Regions from separate parts of the Homo sapiens genome. Here region 1 is linked to region 2. A link is a loop called in an ENCODE intact Hi-C map of the cell type or tissue named here. Cell type or tissue: PC-3. All regions are shown on one strand. Links, peaks and the distances in the headings refer to the core of each region. The heading gives the core; the rest is flanking DNA.

The links. Peaks named below come from ENCODE experiments on the same cell type or tissue, not always from the same donor. Only the 100,000 strongest peaks of a DNase experiment are listed, where the experiment ranks them.
Region 1: it touches region 2 in a loop (9-fold over the local background); 11 of 110 quality-filtered maps call a loop at or near these places.

The regions. Positions count from the first base shown.
Region 1 is chr12:27,563,343-27,568,723 of GRCh38, reverse strand. All of the region lies in intron 1 of PPFIBP1 (PPFIB scaffold protein 1), which reads right to left. Among named protein-coding and RNA genes, the nearest start is that of PPFIBP1, 42 kb to the right of the region's middle. In PC-3, for the core only: a CTCF peak has its summit at 2,330 (motif pointing right); no DNase peak of the experiment used is centred there; H3K27ac peaks cover 1,056 bases.
Region 2 is chr12:27,422,252-27,427,632 of GRCh38, reverse strand. BMAL2 (basic helix-loop-helix ARNT like 2) reads right to left here. Exons shown (of 17, transcript NM_020183.6): 17 at 2,347-5,381. The region is part of intron 1 of BMAL2-AS1 (BMAL2 antisense RNA 1); the gene reads left to right. It also overlaps a transcript of SMCO2 not described here. Among named protein-coding and RNA genes, the nearest start is that of BMAL2-AS1, 22 kb to the left of the region's middle. In PC-3, for the core only: CTCF peaks have their summits at 2,837 (motif pointing left) and 4,835; a DNase peak (open chromatin) is centred at 2,822.

The DNA of each region.
Region 1 (5,381 bases), core at 66-5,065, 140 kb before region 2:
AAGAACACAGGTCATGGAAGCAAAGCCATTAAATAATTTTAGGAAGGAAGTTTCTAGAAGACGGGAGAAGTCTGGGAGAGGCTGGAAGGAGAAGGCTGGCTAGGGAAGCCGGCTCTGTTAAGTGACCCACTACACCCACAAGCACTCCGTGATTGAGAACATCCTGGCATCATATCTGCTTCCAAAGCAAAACAAGGCCCCTCCACTTCCATCCCTCATCCTTACACAGTTGGAAGCTGAATGAGATGGGCTTGGTGAAGAAAGATGTAACACTGGCATTCTTAACTTCTACAGAAAGCAGTAATTAAACACACTATCCTAAGCTTAATATATCACTTAAGAACACTCTCCCCTGCAAACTTTGATTTTTAAATAGTCAACCAATACAAAAAAGAATACAGCAGTACTTTTTGAGATTAAAAGCAAAATCTCCCTAATGAACCAGAAAACATGAAAAAATAACTTCTAAGATTACTGTGGCTACATTTGCCTAACTGCCTGACCAGCATTAATGACAACTTCTCTTTCTTATGAGATCCCATGACCCTTCTTCTTCACAACACCATCAAGGGCTGTAACTTTTTGAGGCCACTATGGGTCCATGCCATGTAGTCTCTTAAGAGGAAAGATGAGTTAGATTAAAGGCAAATTTTATTCTTTTCCCGTTGCCCTTAAAAATTAAAAAGTCTGGTGGCTGGGCACCGTGGTGAGAGCCTGCAATCCCATCTACTTGGGAGGCTGAGGCAGGAGGATTGCTTGAGCCCAGGAGTTTGAGGCCAGCCTGGGCAACATAGCAATACCCCACCTCTTAAACTTTTTTAAGTCCAGAATGTCTCCTTAATGATATGGGATATAAACTTATCTTGGGTTTCAATCAGTGTCCCGACAATATCTACTTGATCTGAATGCTGAGCCAGGATTAAACTTCACTGAGACCAAACAACCTTTCCAGACTTTAAAATACCTTAAGTATTTTAAGTTTTAAATTAATTTATTGCTTAAGTTGGATTTACCAGTTTATTTTTTTTCCTGAAACTTTCATTATGGAAAATGTCAAAGATGTACCAACATAAGTAGATTAAGACAATGAAGTGCCAAGTACCCATGACCAGCTTCAATAATCACCACCCATGCCAATCTGGTTCCATCTATCCTCCCACCACCCACACTCCCATATTATCTTGCAGCAAATCCAAGAAATCCTATCATTTGTTCCATGAATATTTTAGTACATATGTCTAAAAGGTAATTGTAAGACTATTATCATATTCCCCCAAATTAGCAATAATTCCTATTGCTAGGGAGAGGAATTTCTATGCCAGCATCACCCCATTTCTAGTCAGTGATCACATTCCCAATTATTTTATAAAAGTTGTATCTAAAAACCATTTGTTTAAATTAGGGTTTCATTAGGACCCACCACTGTGGTTGGTTGATAGATCTTTAAACAGTGTTTCAATCTACAGGTTCCTTCTTCATCTTTTTTCTTTTTCCTTCCAAGTTATTCACTGAAGAACCTGAGTTATTGGGCCTGTAGAGCACCCCATGGTCTGAATTGTATTTGCAGGTACAATTTAATACATTCCAGTTCACCTTTAAAATTCACGTAGGTTAATTTTTCCTTATTGATATTCTGCCCTTTATTGATATAGATTAGAAAGACAGACAGAACAAAACCAGTGTGCTTTCCTCTTCTGCTAACACTGAGTAATATGGAAGATAAACTGAGGCACAATGTGCAAAGGTGCCACAAAATTGCCTTTGGGGCAGGAACAGACTTATTATAAAGTAGTATTTAGATCCTAGTAACAGGGGTAGGAAACAGATGTTCCAGACTGATCCTTTCTTTCCCTCCTCAACTCCCTTTTCTGGTACAGAGCGGTTAGTAGGATGGGCTCTGGGATTTGGCTGAATCCCAGCTCCAGTACTTGCTGACCGTGTGGCCTTAAACAAGCTGACTTAACTTCTCTGTGCTTCAGGGTCCTCATCTATAAAATGGAGATTCCATAATTCCCACTTACTGTGTGAGAATTAAGTGATGTAATTCACATAGAGAGCTTAGCAAACAATAAGCCCTCACCCACTGCCCCAAAAGTCCTCATTATTATCCATTTTTAGTAGTTGTTATCCGTAATTAAAAGTTAAAATCTCCTCCTCAAACTAAAGCTTAACTTTGAGGGACTACCTCTTTTCTTCACCCCTGTCCCCCATCACTATTCTAAATGGGGTTTTATCCTAAAGGCTTTTGATTCACTTGAGTTTTTACCAATTTCTGTCTAGAACAGTACTTCTGAAGAAAACCCATCCTTGCTATGCAAATAATATACTTTCCATATTTTGCGAACAGCAGGTGGAGTCAGCTGTCCTGGAATACAATCACAGAGCTAATCTTCTGTGGAAGAAGCATTCAAGTGAGAGACATAGTTTTTTCTTTGACTATCATGGGCCAAACCTAGCATGTGGCAAAAAAACCTTCATAAGTTCTAATCTGCTGGGCTTGGTGGTGGCGGTATCAGAGGTATCCTATGGTCTTAGGTTTTAATTACTAATAATGTGAAAGTTATCATTTAAAAAATGTATTCGATACCTACCACTGGGCTACATGGTATAGGGAACCAAAAAAACTTAATAATAAGGTAAAGTCTCTTTCTGGGAAAAAAAAATTTCATGATCCATTAGGAGAAGCATATTAATGACCTATAATGTAATCTAACATAAGGCTGTCACATGAGATGGGCAGATGAAATACTAGGAAAAACCAGGAAAAAATAACTTATAATTAAGGGTAGTTATGGGGGCTATTTAAGAAGGAAAAGTGAGTAAGATGGAGAAATAACATGGTTAGGATGTAGCAAGATGAGCTGGTGAAAACAGACGGCAAAGTAGTGCTCAGAGAGGAAAATTCGGGTTAGTACAATCATAGGGTCCAGGGAATGAGACAGCTTCAGAGAAGTCGTGAAGACAAACGACTGTAGGTGTTAAAAGGAGTGAAGAAGTAAGAGCAATGAACGTAGACCCCTTCACTGTTTATAAACTCAGTATGAAAGAACGAAGAAAAGACGGGACACGGGGAGTAGCACAGAAGGAGGAGTCATTAGTTATGTGCTTAGGAAGGGGGACATCCTGAATGTTTTTATGCAGATAAAAGGTAGAGAGAAAACAACTGGACATGTGAGACAGGAAGGAAAAGAAGTGACCCTGGAGACAAAGAAATGCTGGCAAATGAATATAGAGAAATACGGTGAGGTGAAAAAAGAAAGAGAAGCCCTAGAATCAAGATGACTAGCTCCCAGATGTGTTTTGTTCTAGCCCACACAGTATTTCCAAAAATGTGACTTCAACAGGTAGAGATTTCACTAGAAAACCAGATATTTGATTTTTCTAGAGAAAACAGAAGATGGGGCAATACTGAGCCCAGCTTTCCCCGGACTCCAATGAGTGCTGCCCCTCCTTGGGCAAGGCCAGCCTCCTGCAAGTCTACAACAGCCCCTGCCTAACACCCCTTTCATTTCAATAATTTCGATGGCCCCTGTTGACATTTGAATTGTGTCCCCTGACCCAGATCTTCTCAATAAAATAAGGTAGTGATGTCATCCTTAGAGATTGAGTGGAGACTGCAGACTGGGACTTACAAACTGTGTAAAAAGCATTCTAAGAGCTACTGAAGGAAATGGGTTGGGAAGTCAACAGGAGATGAAGAATCAAAGGACTGCTGTCTATTAATTAGTCTGCTGAAGAGACAGCAGTGATTCATCATTTTTTCTAGCAGTGCCCTACAGCCTGGAAGCAGCGGTCACAGGGCAGTCATGGCATAAGACAGGAAGACAAAGGGTTCTGGGGACCACCGGGGTCCTCGGTGAGGTGACTGGCCAGCACCTGGCCTTGACGGGGAGTCAAAGGGGCTGGCGGCCTGGGAAAATAGGAGAGGACGCCATGAGAACAAAGAGCAGATTAGGAAGAGGGAGGGAGAGAGGCAGGAGAGACCCGGAAAGCAAGATGAGAAAGTTTTCCCTGGAATTCTTCTGGCAGGAACTCGAAAATATTACCTGTATAAAAATATTAGCTGACAGACACACATCAAAGGCCAGAGGGAAGATGAACTTGGAGACTGTTGGAGAAAAGTGAAAGCACGTATAATTAGCACAAGAGGGACAAGTTAGTCATGCAAAAATTTACCTTTAAGGTACCTTCATCTCCCTGCCATTCAACTTCCAGAAATCAACTAGAAAAGAATTTTCTTTAAACAACAACAATGACAACAGTGAAAACAAGACCAGACTTGGTAAATCATAATGAAAAGGGCTCAGAGAATTTTATTTTTGTGAAAGGAGCTATGTGAATGTTTAAGAAGACTATTTCTAAACTACACACTTGACTCCCTTTCAAATATCCTTACATACAAATTTGGAGATAAAAAGTACACTCATTCTGTCTTCTTACATGCAGAGGACTGTATATATTATCTCAAGTTTTGAAGAAGAAAGACCAAAAGTTCAAAGTTAAGTAATTTCTCACTGTCTCACAGGTTGAATTCATGTAAAAAGGTAAGCATTGGCCAGGCACGGTGGCTCACGCCTGTAATCCCAGCACTTTGGGAGGCCGAGGCAGGCGGATCACAAGGTCAGGAGTTCGAGACCAGCCTGGCCAATATGGTGAAACTCTGTCTCTACTAAAAATACAAAAATTAGCCAGTCGTGGTGGCACGCACCTGTAGTCCCAGCTACTCAGGAGGCTAAGGCAGGAGAATCGCTTGAACACAGGAGGCGGGGGTTGCAGTGAGCCAAGATCGCACCATTGCACTCCAGCCTGGGTGACAGAGAGAGACTCCGTCTCAAAAAAGAAAAAAAAAAAAAAGGGAAGTGTTTATGGCTGGCTTGCCCAGTGCTGAGTCTTTGGGGTCTGCATATTCCTTAAGTCCCTTTATGTTAAAAAACAAAAAAACCCCACATATGCACAATGACATATTAAATGCAGGGAATAACTCTGACTGACAGCCTGGGGAAAGACACTAAGGAGGGAGTAGTGCCACCAGGATCCATGATGGGCGAACTTGAGGCTTTATCATTATTTCCTTGCTGGCTGTGGGGGTTGTTCTCAACTTCAAGGGATCACCTGCATTCCTTGGCTTATGGTCCCTTCAAAGTCGGCAATGGCAGGTGGAGTCTCCTCTTACCCTACAAGTCTTTTCTCTTTGTGCCCAGTCTCTCCACTGGTTCCCTCTTCTGCCTCATCTCTGAGTTGTCTGCTTTTTTTTTTTTTTTTTCTTTGAGATGGAGTCTCGCTCTGTTGCCCAGACTGGAGTGCAGTGGCACTATCTCAGCTCACTGCAAACTCCGCCTCCCAGGTTCAAGCAATTCTCCTGCCTCAGCCTCCTGAGTAGC
Region 2 (5,381 bases), core at 73-5,072:
TGTTGGCTATTTCTGACGTCTTTTCCCCTTCAAGGGTGCCTTTAAAGTTCATTTTAATGTATTTAATCAGAATTAAAATGTTATAAACGGAAGGCAAAATAAGCAGTAGGGTAGGCAAAATAAGTAGGTAGGCCTCCTGAGGCCCTCTGTTCCCTACTCTACTTTCCTCAGAAGAGCCCTAGAATAAGAGGTCTGTGGATACGTCCATTTGTTGTTTGTGAATGGCAAGATCAGCGGTTCTCAAAGTGTGGTCCCCAGGCCAGATGCCTCAGCATCACATGACAACTTACTGGAAATGCAAATTCCCAAGCTCCAAGTCAGACCAACTGAATCAGAAATTATGGGCGTGAGGAGACCCATAATCTGTGTTTTAACAAGTCCTCCATGTAATTCTGATGCAAATAAATTTGAAAACCACTGGGCTGGATAAATAGGAAAAAACTGCCAGAGTATAACATATTTTGATGACTCTTCACAAGCAAAGTTAAAGCCTGACCTTCCCATACTCTATTAGCACTTTGCACATCCCTTTAAAGTAGCAGCTATCACATTCTATAGTTACTGCTTTCCACTGTCTTTCTACCAAACTGTAGTCTCTTAAGAGCAGGGACTGTGGCGTTTTCAATTGTCTCTAAGAGCATAGCACAGGATAAATAAGTGCTTACTTATTTGAAACAAATTGTCATTGAAACAAATGATGTCATTTATTAGGAACCATTTCAACTTTCTTTTAAAATGCCTTATAGATGTCCACCTTAGCAAACAAAATTGTTTACCTCTTTGTGCTGTAGATATACGTCTTCCCAAACACCCTACCTCAGTTGGGTTCTCTAGGTACTTAACGCTTTCCCATTGGTTATGAATTTCTACTGTTATTTGGGTTAAACTTTTGCAAGGCTTAAATTACTGTTGTACTACTTATATATTTGTTTGCTATATAGTCTCAGGAATTTTTTACTAACTTAATGATGAAGCTTCTCTATAACACTAATTTCCAACATTTATTATCATACTGTAGAGCTTATAAATTAACATATAATGATCATTGTTAAAATTACTGTCAGACAATGTGTAAGCACTTTACATAAGCTAATTTAATCCTCACTAAAGCTCTGCAAGGGTATTTACAAATGAAGTCTACTTTACGAATGAAGAAACTGAGGCTCAAAAGCTTCAGTGTGCCGCTCATCTCAGCTTTCTCTCCCATCCTCCATACTCACATATCCAACTATCTGCTAGACATCACCTGAACACAATTTGTCTAGAAGTGATGCATCTTCTACCCCAAAGTTGTCTCTCCTCATGTAACTCTTACCTCTTGAACAGCACTGCAATCCAGACCCCTGGGGCCAGAAACTTGAGTCATTGTTCACTGCTTTTGCTTCAACATTTCCCATATGCAATTGGTCCTCAAGTTCTTGCCATCCTACTTCTGTAATACAAATCTCTTAAATCTGTATCCTCTTCACCTTCACAGCCTCTTGTGCTGGCAGTGGGAGACCTGGGGAAGAGGAGAGTCCAGTGTGTTGGAAGATCCCCATGGGAGATCCCCAGATTCCAACAGGGCTGCCTCGCCAAACTTCAACCCAAGGTTGAGCATGTATCACAGCCTGGCTAATCTGTATATTCCAGGCTGTTGACCTGGAAAGAACCTACTGCTTATTTTGCCTTCCCTTCCTAACATTTTAATTCTGATTAAATAAATTAAAATAAACTTTAAAGGCATCCTTGAAGGGGAAAAGATGTCAGATGCCAACAGCTAGACAGCCTGGGGCCTGAGGGAGGACAGGGTTATCTGCAGAAGGGACAATAGAACCTTATAATTCATGATGGTTGACTCTCTAGAATTAGTGTAGATACTGCAACCACACAACAGAAAGTCCAGGTAAACCAAGTTGATCCAGAGGCCCAGTCAATGCATATGTGCATGTGAATTACTAGGAAATAGAGAGGCTCTCTTTCCACTGAAATTGTCAGGTATAAGAACAATATACGCTTGGAACTTCTGAGTGTCATTATGCGGAGAGGGTCCACCGGAAGATAAAACCAGCTCATAGGAAAGCAAAGCTGAGGGATGGAATGAGGAAGAGGCAGAAAGGGAGGAGGAGAGAGTCAGAGGGACAGATAAGGCTGATGACGTTGGAGTCTGACGTGAGCACAAGGAAACCTTTACTGGTTAAACCACTGAGATTTTGGAGTTGTTACAGCAGTTAGTATACCCTGGGGAACATACCCAGAAATATATATAGTAACAGAGTTCAATGTACCCCTCTGCCCAGTGGTTTGAGGGCACTGGATGGTTTCCTTAATCTATGTTTCCACATTAGAAAGTAGTTAAGGGAGCACTTTTTGGAGGAAGTTTATTAAATTAAAAAAAAAAACTACAAATGAGTAATTATAAAATATAATTTCACTCTTTTCATTATTTACCACAAAAATTTAAAAATACCAATATACAGACGAGCACAAGTGAACTGGAAAAGAGCTAAAAATTGTATAAAAGACAAATCTAAACTCAAGAATATATGAGAAGTGACATACACCATACACTCTCAAGTGAGTTCAGAAAGCATGTTCCGTGCTGGGCAGGTTTTCTTTCCAGGTCAGTTTTTATTGGCACTACACCTGGAAAGCTCTCTAAGCCAAAGTTCTTATGTGTCAGGATCTTCCTAGACCTCCCTTGGAAAGCATTTCTCATAAAACAACTCACACCAGACAGGCTGACTTATTGTAGGCACAAAAATCATAAATGCCTCTCATAGGCCCCATGGAGCTTGGAAAAAAAAGATCTGCTAATGAAAGCATTACAAAAACAGAAAAGTGGCACCTAGTGGCCACTTAGCAGCTTTTCTTTATGGCTTCTAGCTAATCATAGATGTCGGCCTGTCTGCCCGTAACATTGTGCTGGGCAAGTATGAGTCTCCAATTCCAGGGCTCAGTGATGACCCACCTGAGGGGGAGATACCTCTTGGCAGCATGATCTGAAACTGGACACTACTAAACATGGTCTGGGAACTAAATATTGGCTATTTCTTGTACCTGTGCCCCAGATTTTACGGAGATCCCTCAAAGACTATGACAACAAAGACATCCTTTTCTGTCGTGACACTGTAAATAAACACTTTCTTTTAAATTCCATTTATTTACTAAAAGTCTCTATTCTGTACTTTCCTGTTTGTCTTTGTTTCACAATAGATTTCTAAATTTAGTGATGACCATATAACTCATTTCACTTGATTCCAAGTATCATCCTGTAATAACACATCTGATATTTTAAAGTTTATTATTTTCAAAAGTTTAAATTTGGTAACATGGATAGAGACTTGTTATTTGATCTTACAGATTCAAGGATCAATAAATAATTGTTCTTCAAACATGGTATTTAAGGAAAAATATCCTTATGGTATAAACTTTGGTCTACTTCAATAATAACCACTTAATATAATGTTCTAGAGCAGCGCTGTCCAATAGAAATATAATCTGAGCCACATGTATAATTTTATTTTCTTCTAGCCACATTAAAAAAGTAAAAAGATACAAGTAGAACTAATTTTAATGTTTTAATTCAGTATATCCAAAATATCATTTGAACATGTAATTAATATAAAATTATTAATGTGATATTTTACATTCTTTTGGTAATACTAGTCTTCAAAATCTGGTATGTATCTTACATTGATAGCACATCTCACTTTGTACTAGCCACATTGCAAGTGCTCAGTAGCCACATGTGGCTAGTGGCTACTGCACTGGACAGCACAGTTCTAGGTTCCACCCTAACACCCAAGTCCTGTGGATTAGAATCCCAGAATCAGAGCTGGAAGTAAACATAGAGATCAAACCTCCTTTTAAAAATGAGGACGCTGAGGCACAGAGTTTAAATGGCTTGCATGAGGTCATACAGCTAAATTCAGCCTCAACAGGGTCTTCTGATTCCAGGCACTCTTCCCACTCCACTACATTACTGTAGTGGTAATTCTTAGGGTTAAAAAAAGTGTAGAGTAGGCCGGGCGCAGTGGCTCATGCCTGTAATCCCAGCACTTTGGGAGGCCGAAGTGGGCGGATCACGAGGTCAGGAGATCGAGACCATCCTGGCTAACATGGTGAAACCCCGTCTCTACTGAAAATACAAAGCAAAATTAGCCAGGTGTGGTGGCGGGCGCCTGTGGTCCCAGCTGCTCTGGAGGCTGAGGCAGAATGGCGTGAACCCAGGAGGCAGAGATGGCAGTGAGCCAAGATCGCGCCACTGCACTCCAGCCTGGGCGATAGAGCGAGACTCCATCTCAAAAAAAAAAAAAAAAAAAAAAAGAAAAGAAAAGAAAAGTCTAGAGTACTGTTTTTATGATACTTTCGTGCAATTTGTAGATATATTCTTTCTCACGAAAATTCAAAAAATTGACTCGCAGTAGAAAAAAGGAACATAGTGTATACCATAAAAATATGTCACTTCTAACAGCAAAAATCAAATTTAGTTGAAGAAAACTAAAACATTTTGAAGGAAACACAAACCTTAGGAGAGCTACGGTATCATACAATGCATGGATTAGATTTTGAGTCCAGGACAAAAGGATCTACAGAAAAATATTAGAGCGAACTAATAAAGGATCAAACCATGCACAGAGTATTCAACTGGCTATCTGCCCACTGGTCTATGGAATTGAACAGCCCCTCCTCTTGCAAAGAGAAAAAACTGCCACTGTGAGAGGCAGCACTGGTCTCCCTCTAGAAACTCTGCCTCTCAAATCCTGGCATCACGAGGGCAAGTCTGCCCCCATCTGCTTTTGAGGCCATCCAGCTATGATGGCCTACCCTGCCACCCCTGGCTTAGGCAGACTCTTTGGAAGCCAAGTCTAACCTGCAATGGTTCAGTCCCCTAAAAAGTGATATTGGTAGGCAGGCCCCTCTGCTCAATTTAGAGAACACAGGGGATCTTTCATACTTCTTTAGACTTAACTATAACACTTAGGCTGCTGCACACCAATTCTCCCCATCTTGTAGGATTTCTTTGGCTCATTCTAAACCTGATGTCTCTCAGGTCCTCAAGTGTCGGACCAGGAATGGTGCCAACCCTCCAACATTGCTGGGACACTATCAGTTCAAGAGGACAGTGTGCCAATACATCCTTGCCCACGAAGCCCCTGCACATTTCACACTTGAAGGAAACATTTGCTTTTGGTTATTGTCTGTTGGTATGTTTGTCATTAACATGTCTGACAGAAGTTCTAATCTATCACCTACAGCTAAAGAAATAGCATGCAGGGTCAAAATAATGCTTTGTTTTGGCGAGGGGCTCTGAGGGAAATTTTCTGGAAAGATGTAGCACCATATAGAACAGGAAACTGGATTTGAAGCCCACATTGAAGTCTGAGGGCTGCCCCATG